2 separate regions of the Homo sapiens genome follow, and region 1 is linked to region 2. A link is a loop called in an ENCODE intact Hi-C map of the cell type or tissue named here. Cell type or tissue: endothelial cell of umbilical vein. All regions are shown on one strand. Each heading gives the region's core, and the rest is flanking DNA. Links, peaks and the distances in the headings are about the cores only.

Region 1 (2,500 bases), core at 1-2,500, 65 kb before region 2:
AATTCCACCCTAACCCTGGAGAGAGACTTTGGATAACTGAAGGTCAAGTTAGAGTTTAACCTAATCAACCTTTCCCAAGGAAGTGGTCTCTTCCCAAGATCCACTCTGATTTACCTTCGGGTGAGCTTCCCCCGACCAGCAGCCCTGGATGAAGGAGGCCGGATCCCGATCCACGGGGGCTTCCAGTTTTCCTAAGGGCGGCTGGGGTCACTGCGGCAACTAGGTCATGTTTACAAAGCATCGGGGACTCATTTTTAGAGACCTCTCTGCCAGCCAGGATAAAAACTGAACCCAAACAAAGCCACACAGCATCAGCACCAAAATCAGCATCTGAAAAAGCCTTTATTTGGTGGAAGACTCGGGCCCTTCAAAGAGCACATTCCAAGCACTCCTGGAGGGCGGGGCGGGTTCCAGGCTGGGAAAAGGAACTGGTCTCATCCTTCCAGTTCACTCCCCACCAGTTACTAGGCGGTACCCCAGCACCAGGGCACTCTCTCCCTCCACATTTACTCAGATTTCAGAAAACAGGTGAAAACAGGCTGAGCGCAGTGGCTCATGGGTGTAATCCCAGCACTTTGGGAGGCTGAGGAGGGTGGATCACTTGGGGCAGGAGTTCGTGACCAGCCTGGCCAACATGGTGAAACCCCATCTCTACTAAAAATACAAAAATTAGCCGGACACGGTGGCGGGCCCTATCATCCCAGCTACTTGGGGGGCTGAGGTAGGAGAATTGCTTGAACCCAGGAGGCGGAGGTTGCAGAGAGCCACGATCGTGCCACTGCACTCCAGCCTGGGCAACGGAGAGAGAGTCCGTCTCAAAAAAAAAAAAAGTGAAATGGAGTACTGGTCGCACACGCATGAATCAGATACGAATGGCACCGGGGAACACGCCAACTGCAAAGACCCAGTGAGGCAGCCTTCTCCAGGAAAACCCGGAAAGGAAGGCGTAAGAGACAATTCACCGACTCCCACACCCACCCTCTCGCTGCTGCAGATACTTGAGTCGCTAAATACATCTTAACACTACCAAGGCGAAATTATCCATTTGGGGAAACTGGGTCATAAAGTAGATTAATAACACGGAAAGCCCGCCCAGGGAGAGGCCTGCTTTCAGCAGCATTGCCGGATGTACTAAACTAGCTTAATTGTTATGTAAATTGCACTCTCCGTCCCATCTGTTTATCCCGGATGGCCCATTCATCACAAGAGTTTTCCCTGAAATAAGCACTGAGCCAGACCTGCTCTTTACCAGCGTCCCCTCCACCAGAACACCACCCCGAACGCCCTGAGCTCCCCGCACCTCTTCCCTCTCCGTTAGTGTTTGGGCAATGTCTGTGTCCACCGCACCAGGGGTGGTAACAAAGAGGGCAACGTAACATCATGGGAAACCCGGAGGGGAGACATCGCTGCTTCTCTAAGACTGGAAGGTGGCCATTACGGACAAAGGCAGGAAGCAACCGTTAGTTTTTAGTCTTTTATTTTAAGAAGAAAATGCAATGGAATTCAATTAGGGCATGAAGTAGGTAAGTTATTTCCTGCACAAGGGTAGAGGGAAGTGGCCCGGAAGTCTAGGGCACAGCCCTCCTTGGAGAAGGAACTCAGAAGTCCCGGGGGGAGGTGAGAGGGAGAAGGCACAGGCCGACCCAGCAGTTCCAGGCTACAGGGGCATTGGGGGTCGGCATCCGGGCGGCCAAGGAAGGTCAGCCCAACTCCGGGGTCAGCGATGACCTGGCTGATACTGACAAAGGAAATCATGCCTCATTCACATAGCTTTCGAACGTTTCACCCTGTACGTGTCTTTCACGAGGATGATGAAGACCTCCTTTACATTTCTGCACTCCGAAAACAATTCAGACAGAACTGTAAATCACATTTTGCTTTTTGGTGACTGTTGGCATTACCTCATCCAGCTGGTGGGGTGGGTGTCAGGATTCTGCCCACATTGAGGAAGGGTGGAGAGGTTCCTTCTTGATAGGAGGGAACCACAGACACCCAGCCATGCTGCTTGGGACTGTCTCCGATGGGCCCCCAACTGTCAGCATCCACAGCCCCACCCCACTCTAGGGCCAGAGGCCTGCATTCCTGGAACTTCCCTGACCACCTCCCCTTGCTGTTTAGCTGGAGGGAAGGAGTGTCACAGATATAAACTCCTAACTTAGGGTGCCAGAGCACTTTACCCACTTAAACAGATCATTCACAGAAAAGGGGTATTTTATTTTAAGTATTTAAGCCCCTAACCAGTTGTGATTCTGATCAGCAGCCGTTGTGAATATGCAAATACAAGGTTTCAGCCAAGTCCCTGCTATAGATCTCTTTAAATGGAAACAGGAGGAAAACGCGCTGAAATGACGTTCGCTGTTACCTTTGTGGAGAGTTCTATGTGGCTTTTCTCCTGCTCGCATTTCTGTATTTTTCAATTTTCTATAAGCATGGATTGCATATATACATATATACACATATATATACATATATACACGTATATACACGTATATACACGTAT
Region 2 (8,889 bases), core at 3,153-5,652:
TGGGGTCCTCTCCAGGGACTGTTCACAACATGCTGTTTGCTTCTGCAAGGCCAGCAGGAGCGTCTCTGTCTCCAGTGGACCAAGATGGGGTCTCCTATAATGTCATGTGATCATGGGAGCGATGGGAATAGGAGCCCCTTGCCCCTTCCATATAACATAACCAGATCTGAGCAATGGCACCTGCCCCCTCTGCCATGTTCCACTGGTTAGAAGCCCATCACAAGCCCTGCACACGCTCAAGGGAGGGGGTGATACAGGGGTGTGGCTCCTTGGGGGAGGTCACTTTCAGGTGTATCTAAGGGTGACCCATGCTAAGAAATGGAACTCTGTCTACCATCCCCAAAGCCCATCTCCACTTACAGATAAGACTAATGCTGAGTTGGAGCTGTTCACGAGAGCCGATTGTTGAACTTTCAGGATTTCGGTTAATTGGCTGTTAAACACAGTCATTATTAAAAATTAAATTACATTAAGCTGGCCACAGTGGCTCACACTTGTAATCTCAGCACTTTGGGAGGCTGAGGCGGGTGGATCACTTGAGCTCAGGAGTTTGCGAGCAGCCTGGGTGACATGGCAAAACCTCATTTCTACAAAAATACAAAAATTAGCCAGGCATAGTGGTGCATGCCTGTACTCTCAGCTACTAGGGAGGCTGAGGCAGGAGAACTGCTTGAACCCAGGAGGTGGAGGTTGCAATAAGCCGAGATCATGCCACTGCACTCCAGCCTGGGCAACAGAGAGAGATTTCATCTCAAAAAAAAAAAAAAAAAAATTACCCTACATTAAACTTGCAGTGAAATAAATTCTATTGAAAGGGTCTCAACACTTATCATGTTCTAATTATTTTACTGTAATCTATGCTTTTAAGGTTACTCTACTCCATCTGTATACTGGAAATTATCTTCCCAACTCCAAGTTCAGATACTCCGCATTGGTTCAGATACTCCACTTTGCAGCTTGCAACAACTATTGCAGAGATATTTACACTGTGAAAATCTGAAAATGCTACAATTCAGGGCTTGGAGGCAAAATCTGGCTCTTGCTTGAGCTAAAAAATTTTTTTTTACATTGTTAAAGGGTGGTTAAAACAAAACAAAGCAAAACAAAAGAGACTGTGCCAAAGACTGTACGTGTCTGGAAAAGTGGAAAATACTTACCATCTGACTCTGCAGAATCCATTTGCCAAACCCTAGACATAAGTAATACAGAAAATTAACAATGTGGTTAAACTTCAAATTCTGTGATGTCTGCAGCCATTATATTGTGAATAGCACAAAATGTTGAGGAACTATTCACCCAGTAATAGAAAACCATGCTCCAATACAGCAAAGAAGTTGCTGACATCATTGAGGAACAAATAAAGTTCGGATCTATATGTGTTTTGCTTCATTTCTTACTTGTTAATATAAGTGAAAATATCAACACTCCTGTCAAACATTACATTTATTTTACTTTTTTTTTTTTTTGAGACAGGGTCTCACTGTTGCCCAGGATGAAGCACAGTGGTGTGATCATGGCTCACCACAGCCTCCAACTCCTGGGCTCAAGCAATCCTTCAGCCTCAGCATCCCAAATAGCTGAGACCACAGGTGCATGCTACCATGCTTTGCCAATTGTTTTATTTTTTGTAGAGACAGGATCTTGCTATGTTGCCCAGGCTGGTCTCAAACTCCTGGGCTTGGCCGGGTGTGATGGCTCATGCCTGTAATCCCAGCACTTTGGGAGGCTGAGGCGGGAGGATCACCTGAGGTCGGGAGTTTGAGACCAGCCTGACCAACATGGAGAAACCCCTTCTCTACTAAAAATACAAAATTACCTGGGCGTGGTGGCGCATGCCTGTAATCCCAGCCACTTGGGAGGCTGAGGCAGGAGAATTGCTTGAATCCAAGAGGCAGAGGTTGCGGTGTGCCGAGATCACATCTGCACTCCTGCCTGGGCAATAAGAGCGAAACTCCGTTTCAAAACAAACAAACAAACAAAAACAAGAACAACAAAAACTCCTGGGCTCAAGTGACCCTCCTGCCTTGGCTTCCCATACAATCTCAAAGTGCTGGGATTGTAGGCATGAGCCACCCCACCAAACCAAACATTATTTACTGGGAAAATGGTGGGTTGGGTAGCAACTCAACCCTGCATATTACAATTCAGTTTCAAGCACAGGTTGGCTATGGACACGGGAGTTCAGCAATGCTAAAGGAAAGCATTCTCTGAGAATCAACTGACTATGGAATTTACAAACAAAAAGAGCATTGTGTGTTTTATCATTATTTGCAATTGATACGATACACACGCTTCATACCAGTAACATTTATAATAAATGTGTGTGTATATATGCAGTCCTTCCCAAGCCGATTGTTAAACATGTACCATCAGCCTGACCATTAGGATATGTACTTCCTGGCTTTGCTTTATAATGTAACCACGTTTAGATTTTCCGTTGACCTAAATAGAGGTTACCCAGGCACCTCAGAGTCCAGAGCAGTATCTGGCACATAGTAGGTATTTACAATCATGCAATAAGCCAACCATCCACGCCATATATGATAGTGGTCCTCTAAGATTATAATACCGTAAGATTATAATACTATATCTTTACGTTTTTTTTTTTTGAGATGGAGTCTCACTCTGTTGCCCAGGCTGGAGTGCAGTGGCGTGATCTCAGCTCACTGCAAGCTCCGCCTCCTGGGTTCATGCCATTCTCCTGCCTCAGCCTCCCGAGTAGCTGGGACTACAGGCGCCCGCCACCACGCCCGGCTATTTTTTTTGTATTTTTAGTAGAGACGGGGGTTTCACCGTGTTAGCCAGGATGGTCTCGATCTCCTGACCTCGTGATCCGCCAGCCTCGGCCTCCCAAAGTGCTGGGATTACAGGCGTGAGCCACCGCGCCCGGCCTACCTTCTCTTTTCTACGTTTAGATACGTAAATACTTACCATTGTGTTACAATTGCTCATAGTATTCAGCACATTAACATGCTGTTAAAGGTTTGTAGCTTAAGAGCAACAGGCTGTACCATCCAGGTTTGTGGAATTACACACTATGATGTTCACACAAGGATGAAATTGCCTAACAATGTATTTCTCAGAAGGTATCCCCTTTCCCAAGCGATGCATGACTGTATTTAAGATGCGCTGGCAGCGGTGGCTCAGACCTGTAATCCGAGCACTTTGGGAGGCTGAGGTGGGAGGATTGCTTGAGGCCAGGCGTTTGAAACCAGCCTGCGCAATACAGTGAGACTCGTTTCTACAAAAATAAAAAATAAAATAATAAAGGATATTGCTGAGCTGGGTGTGGTGACTCATGCCTGTAATCTCAGCACTTTGGGAGGCTAAGGTGGGAGGATTACTTGAAGCCAGGAGTTCGAAACCAGCCTGGGTAACATGGCAAAACCCTGTCTCCTATAAAGTACATTAATACAAAAATTAGCTGGGCATGGAGGCTCGCGCCTGTAATCCCGGCTACTCGGGAGACTGAAGCAGGAGAATCACTTGACCCCGGAGGCTGAGGCTGCAGTGAGTCATGGCTGTGCCACTGCACTCGAGCCTGGGCAACAGAGTAAGACCCTGTCTCAAGAAAAAAAAAATGTCCCTGGAGTAGATAACTTGAGGAACACTAATTTTACCGAAACAACCGACAATGGCAATGCAATTCTGAGCCTTTGCTATAAAATGGCAGAAAAAGTCAGGAGGAAGTTTGCGTATGTTATTTTTCCCTGCCACTTGCTTTTTAGTCTTTGCAAACCTTTCTCAAATCCTTTTAGAACACGGTATGACATTTCTTTCTGTTTTTAAGCAACAACTATAAGAACTACCACTGACTGAGTGCTTAGGTAACGCCCAATATATTTCACGTAGAATCTCATCAACAGGCCGGGCACCATGGCTCACGCCTGTAATCCTAGCACTTCAGGAGGCTGAGGCGGACGGATGGATTGAGCCCAGGAGTTTGAGACCAGCCTGGGTAACATAGGGAGACCCCTCTTCTCCAAAAAACAACAAACTCTCATAAATCTGTAAGAGGTGACATAGTAAAAACTCTGAAACAACACTCTTTTAATATTTTATCAATTTCCTCCCCATTCGTTTATTTATTTATGCAGCCACTGACCCAGGCATGGTCATCCCTGCTGGGGGCGGACACAGCCCGCGCCCCCAGGTTCGAGGACACCCAATGTTTAGAAAACGGACCCTGCGAATCCCACCGGCCCCACGTGGACTCTCGGAGGCTCCCTCCTCCCTTTGGAGCATTGAAGAACGCGCACAAATCCAGCTTCCACCCGTCACTCGCGCACCCGACATTGGGCAGGCGACCCCACCGCCCCGGAACATCCCGGCGCAGCCGTCGCGAGGAGGCAACCGACCCCGCCGCGCCACCGGAAGGCGCCTCGCGGCGAGTTGTGCGCACGCGCAATGTGCAACGCCGCGCCGCCAGCGGGCGCTGCGGCCAGGCTCGCGTGGTGGGGGAGGGGAGCTGCCGCGCCGGGGCCGGACCACGTGCGCACCACGTGGCGCCCCGGCAGCCCCGGTGCGCAGTAGGGCGGTCCGGCTGGCCACGCTGCGCAGCCAGCAGTCCCCGAGGGTGGCGGGGCCGGTCTCACAGCCGGCGACCCCGCGCCCGCTGACCTCTGACCTCCGACCCCACTCCCCTTAGGGTTACCCCTCGCCGGCAGCCGCGCCGTGTGTTTATAAACAGAGCTCCCGGCGGGCCCCAAAGCCCGGATCGGCGGATTCACGCGAGGGGAACGGAGCCTTCCGCAAGTCTGCGCCGGCCGCGCATGCGCCTTAAGGTTGCGCCACGCTGCTCCTCCTGCGCTTGCGCAGTGGCGGCGCAGGGCGGGCCGCGAGCAGGGCCCGGGGCGGGGCCGGGCTCTGTGGCCGGGCAGGGGAGGGGCGCGGAGAGGCGCCCTCGCCCTTCCCAGCCCTGCTCCTCGCCTTGCGGAGGGTTCACCTGCTGCGTGTCCTTGCGCAGGCCGGCCACTGGCCTCTGAGCCCGGGCTCTCGCCTGCAAAGTGGGGCCTCTGTGGGTGGTCGTGGAGGTGCAGTGGTGACCTGGATGGAGGGCGGCATCGGGCCCCGCAGTGCCCCCTTGGGCAGCTGCACCCAGCAGCTAAGAGGCCCCCTCGAGACACATCAGTCCTAGGGAGGAGCATACCATGCAGTACGATTTAGCCTTAAAATGGGTGGAGTGCAGTTTATGTTGTGTATATCTATATATCTCTAATTTAAAATTTTTACTTTTATTTTTCAGACAGGGTCTTGTTCTGTTGCCCAGGCTGGAGTGCAATGGTGGCATTACAGCTCACTGCAGTCTCCACCTCCCGGACTCAGGCGTTCCTCCTACCTCAGCCTCCCAAATAGCTGAGACCACAGGCAGGCATCACCACACCCAGCTAATTTTTTTTTTCTTTTTTGAGACGCAGTCTTGCTTTGTTGCCCAGGCTGGAGTGCAGTGGTACGATCTCGGCTGACTGCAGCCTCTGCCTCACGGGTTCAAGCGATTCTCCTGCCTCAGCCTCCTGAGGAGCTAGGATTACAGGCGTGCACTAACACGCCCAGCTAATTTTTTTGTATTTTTAGTAGAGACGGGGTTTCACCATGTTGGCCAGGCTAATCTCGAACTTCTGACCTCAGGTGATCTGCCTGCCTCGGCCTCCCAAAGTGCTGGGATTATAGGCGTAAGCCACCGTGCCTGGCTATGTTTTTTTCTATTTTTGGCAGAGATTAGGTCTTGCTATGTTGCCCAGGCTGGTCTTGAACACCTGGGCTTAAGCGATCTTCTCACCTTAGCCTCCCAAAGTTTTGGGATTACAGATGTGAGCCACCTTGCCTGACCTATATTTTTAATTTAAAAATTTTTAATTGTTAATTTTTATGGGTACATAGTAGGTGTATAGATTTATGGGACACATGAGATCTTTGTATTATAATTACATTAGGGTAAATGGGGTTTCCATCACCCCCAGCATTCATCATTTCTGTGTGATGAACATTCCAATTGCACTCTCTTGGTTATTCTAAAATGTACAGCAAATTAGTGCTGACTGTGGTCACCCTGCTGTGCTAGAAAATTCTAGATCTTACTTATGTATCTAACTATATTTTTGTACCCAGCAACCATCCCCTTTTCCTAGTCCCCCCCACTACCCTAATGTTTTGTATATTTTATCACAACTTTATTTTATTATTATTATTTTTTGAGACAGAGTTTCGCTGTGTTGCCCAGGCTGAAGTGCAGTGGCCTGATCTCAGCTCACTGCAACCTCTGCCCCCTGGGTTCAAGCGATTCCCATGTCTCAGCGTCCCAAGGAGCTGGATTACAGGCCACGCGAGGCTAATTTTGGTATTTTTAGTAGAGACAGGGTTTCACCATCTTGGCCAGGCTGGTCTTGAACTCCTGACTTCAGGTGATCCACCTGCTTTGGCCTCCCAAAGTGCTGGGATTACAGGCATGATCACAATTTTAAAAAGGAAGGAGATTCTGACACACACTTCAACATGGATGAACCTTGAGGACATGGTGCTGAGTGAAATAAGCCAGACACAGAAGGACAGACCACGCATGATTCTGCTTATATGGGGTTCCTAGAGCCATCAGATTCATAGGTACAGAAAGTAGAATGGTGCTTACCAGAGGCTGCGGGCTGAGGGAGAGGGGTGTGAGTGTTTGATAGGGACAGAGTTTGAGTTTGGGAAGATGAAAGAGTTCTGGAGATGGGTGGTGGTGATCACACAACAGTGTGGATGTGCTTAATGCCCCTGAACTGCACGCTTGAAAATGGTTAAGCTTGGCCGGGTGCGGTGGCTCACGCCTGTAATCCCAGCACTTTGGGAGGCCAAGGAGGGTGGATCACCTGAGGTCAGGAGTTCGAGACCAGCCTGGGCAACATGATGAAACCTCGTTTCTACTAAAAATACAAAAATTAGCTGGGCGTGGTGGCAGGTGCCTGTAGTCCCAGCTACTCGGGAGGCTGAGGCAGGAGAATGGCGTGAACCCGAGAGGCGGAGGTTGCAGTGAGCCGAGATCGCGCCACTGTACTCCAGCCTGGGCGACAGAGCGAGACTCCATCTCAAAAAAAATTTAAAAAAAAGGTTAAGCTTTTAAATTCTATGCTAAGCCTATTTTACCACTCGCGGTGCAGATCAGATCACATTCTGTCTGTCCCGTGGCCATATCCTCTCTGTGATCCAAGAGGCTCAGCCCTGCTCCCCGATGGGTCTCGCCCCTGCCCGTGTCATCATCTTGAACCCCTCCGGCCCCACCTGGCTGCCTTTCTGACCTCAAACACCCTGCCTCAGGGCTGCTCTGATGTTCTCTGGTGGAAATGCTGCTTCTTATCTTCTCATGAGCATGTCCCCCTGGTGTATTTGTTCGTTTCATAAACGTGCATCCTTCGAGCTGGGGAACTAGCTCAAATGGTAGAGCCCTCGTTTAGCATAAACAGGCATCCTTGCTTGGTAGATGCCAAGCATTATAAAAGGAGCAGGGGAGACGCAAGTGATGAAAATGGGTAAGGACTCCCCTCTCGTGGACCTTATATTCCTGCAGAGGATGTGGTCAGTAAACACAAACAAAACCATCAGGTGGTTGGCGGTAAGCATTGGTGGTTAGGAAAATACCATGATCTGGATCAGGTGATCCTGAAGAACTCTCTGGCGTGGCCCTTTGACCTGAGGCCTCTTTGACAAGGAGATAGCAATGGGGAGATTGGGAGGGATCAAAAGGGACTTTCCAGGGACAGAGAAAAGCAAGTGCAAAAAGCCCTGAGGCCAGGACTATTTTGGTGGAATAGAAAGACCAGACCAGGTAGTGGGAGCACATGAGTAAGGGGTGAGGGGGAGTTTTTTTTTTTTTTTTTTTGAGACCAAGCCTTACTCTGTTGCCCATGCTGGAGTGCAGTGGCGCGATCTCGGCTCACTGCAACCTCCACCTCCAGGGTTCAAGCAATTCTCCTGCCTCAGCCTCCAGAGTAGATGGGACTATAGGCGCGTGCCACCACGCCCCGATAATTTTTTGCATTTCTAGTAGATACAGGGTTTCACCGTGTTGGCCAGGCTGGTCTCGATCTCCTGACCTCGTGATCTGCCTGCCTCGGCTTCCCAAAGTGCTGGGATTACAGGCGTGAGCCACTGCGCCTGGCCAAGGGGGAGTTTTAAGGTAAAGAAGAAGGCAGAGGCTGGCACGCTGGCTCATGCCTGTAATCTCAGCATTTTGGGAGGCTGAGGTAGGAGGATTGCTTGAGCCCAGGGGTTTGAGGCTGCAGTGAGCTAGGACCTCCAGCCTGGGTGACTGCACTCCAGCGTGGGTGATAGAGCAAGACCTTGTCTCAAAAAAAAAAAGTTTGTTTATATCACATCTCGTTTCTTTTTTTCTTCTCTCTTTTTTTGGCGGGCACAGAGTCTCACTCTGTGGCCCAGGCTGGAGTGCAGTGGCATGATCTCAGCTCACTGCAACCGCATTCTGGGTTTAAGCCATCCTCCCGCCTCAGCCTCCCTTGTAGCTGGGACTACAGGTGAACACCACCACGCCCAGCTAATTTGTGTGTGTGTGTGTGTGTGTGTGTGTGTGTGTGTGTTTAGTAGAGATGGGGTTTCACCACGTTGGCCAGGCTGGTCTCGAACTCCTGACCCAGGTGATCCACCCACCTCGGCCTCCCAAAGTGCTGGGATTACAGGCAATGAGCCACCACGCCTGGCCTCACATCTCATTTCTAAAAGTTGCTAAACAGGCCCATAGCAATGGATAGCAAAGAGTGTCAGAATGAAACACAATAACTGGGTGTGAGAATGGAGGTTGGAGACTAAAGGGAAATAAGAATAAAAATAAAGAGGCAACTTTATGATGACCGTGGTCTGGGGGAAGCAGAGGCGCTGTTGCTTGGCAGTGAGGATACT

What was found. Hi-C counts contacts between places; a loop is a spot of excess contacts. Peaks named below come from ENCODE experiments on the same cell type or tissue, not always from the same donor. Only the 100,000 strongest peaks of a DNase experiment are listed, where the experiment ranks them.
Region 1: it touches region 2 in a loop (4-fold over the local background); 2 of 110 quality-filtered maps call a loop at or near these places.

What each region holds. Positions count from the first base shown.
Region 1 is chr7:4,706,020-4,708,519 of GRCh38, reverse strand. The region is part of intron 1 of FOXK1 (forkhead box K1); the gene reads right to left. Among named protein-coding and RNA genes, the nearest start is that of FOXK1, 25 kb to the right of the region's middle. RefSeq lists enhancers at 1-498, 499-1,140, 1,141-1,782, 1,783-2,424. In endothelial cell of umbilical vein, for the core only: no CTCF peak of the experiment used is centred there; DNase peaks (open chromatin) are centred at 969, 1,419 and 1,649; H3K4me3 peaks cover 372 bases; H3K27ac peaks cover 2,500 bases.
Region 2 is chr7:4,637,729-4,646,617 of GRCh38, reverse strand. No RefSeq gene overlaps it. Among named protein-coding and RNA genes, the nearest start is that of FOXK1, 40 kb to the left of the region's middle. RefSeq lists silencers at 4,309-4,698, 4,799-4,998, 7,534-7,653, 7,664-7,713. In endothelial cell of umbilical vein, for the core only: a CTCF peak has its summit at 4,428; a DNase peak (open chromatin) is centred at 4,727; H3K4me3 peaks cover 1,317 bases; H3K27ac peaks cover 819 bases.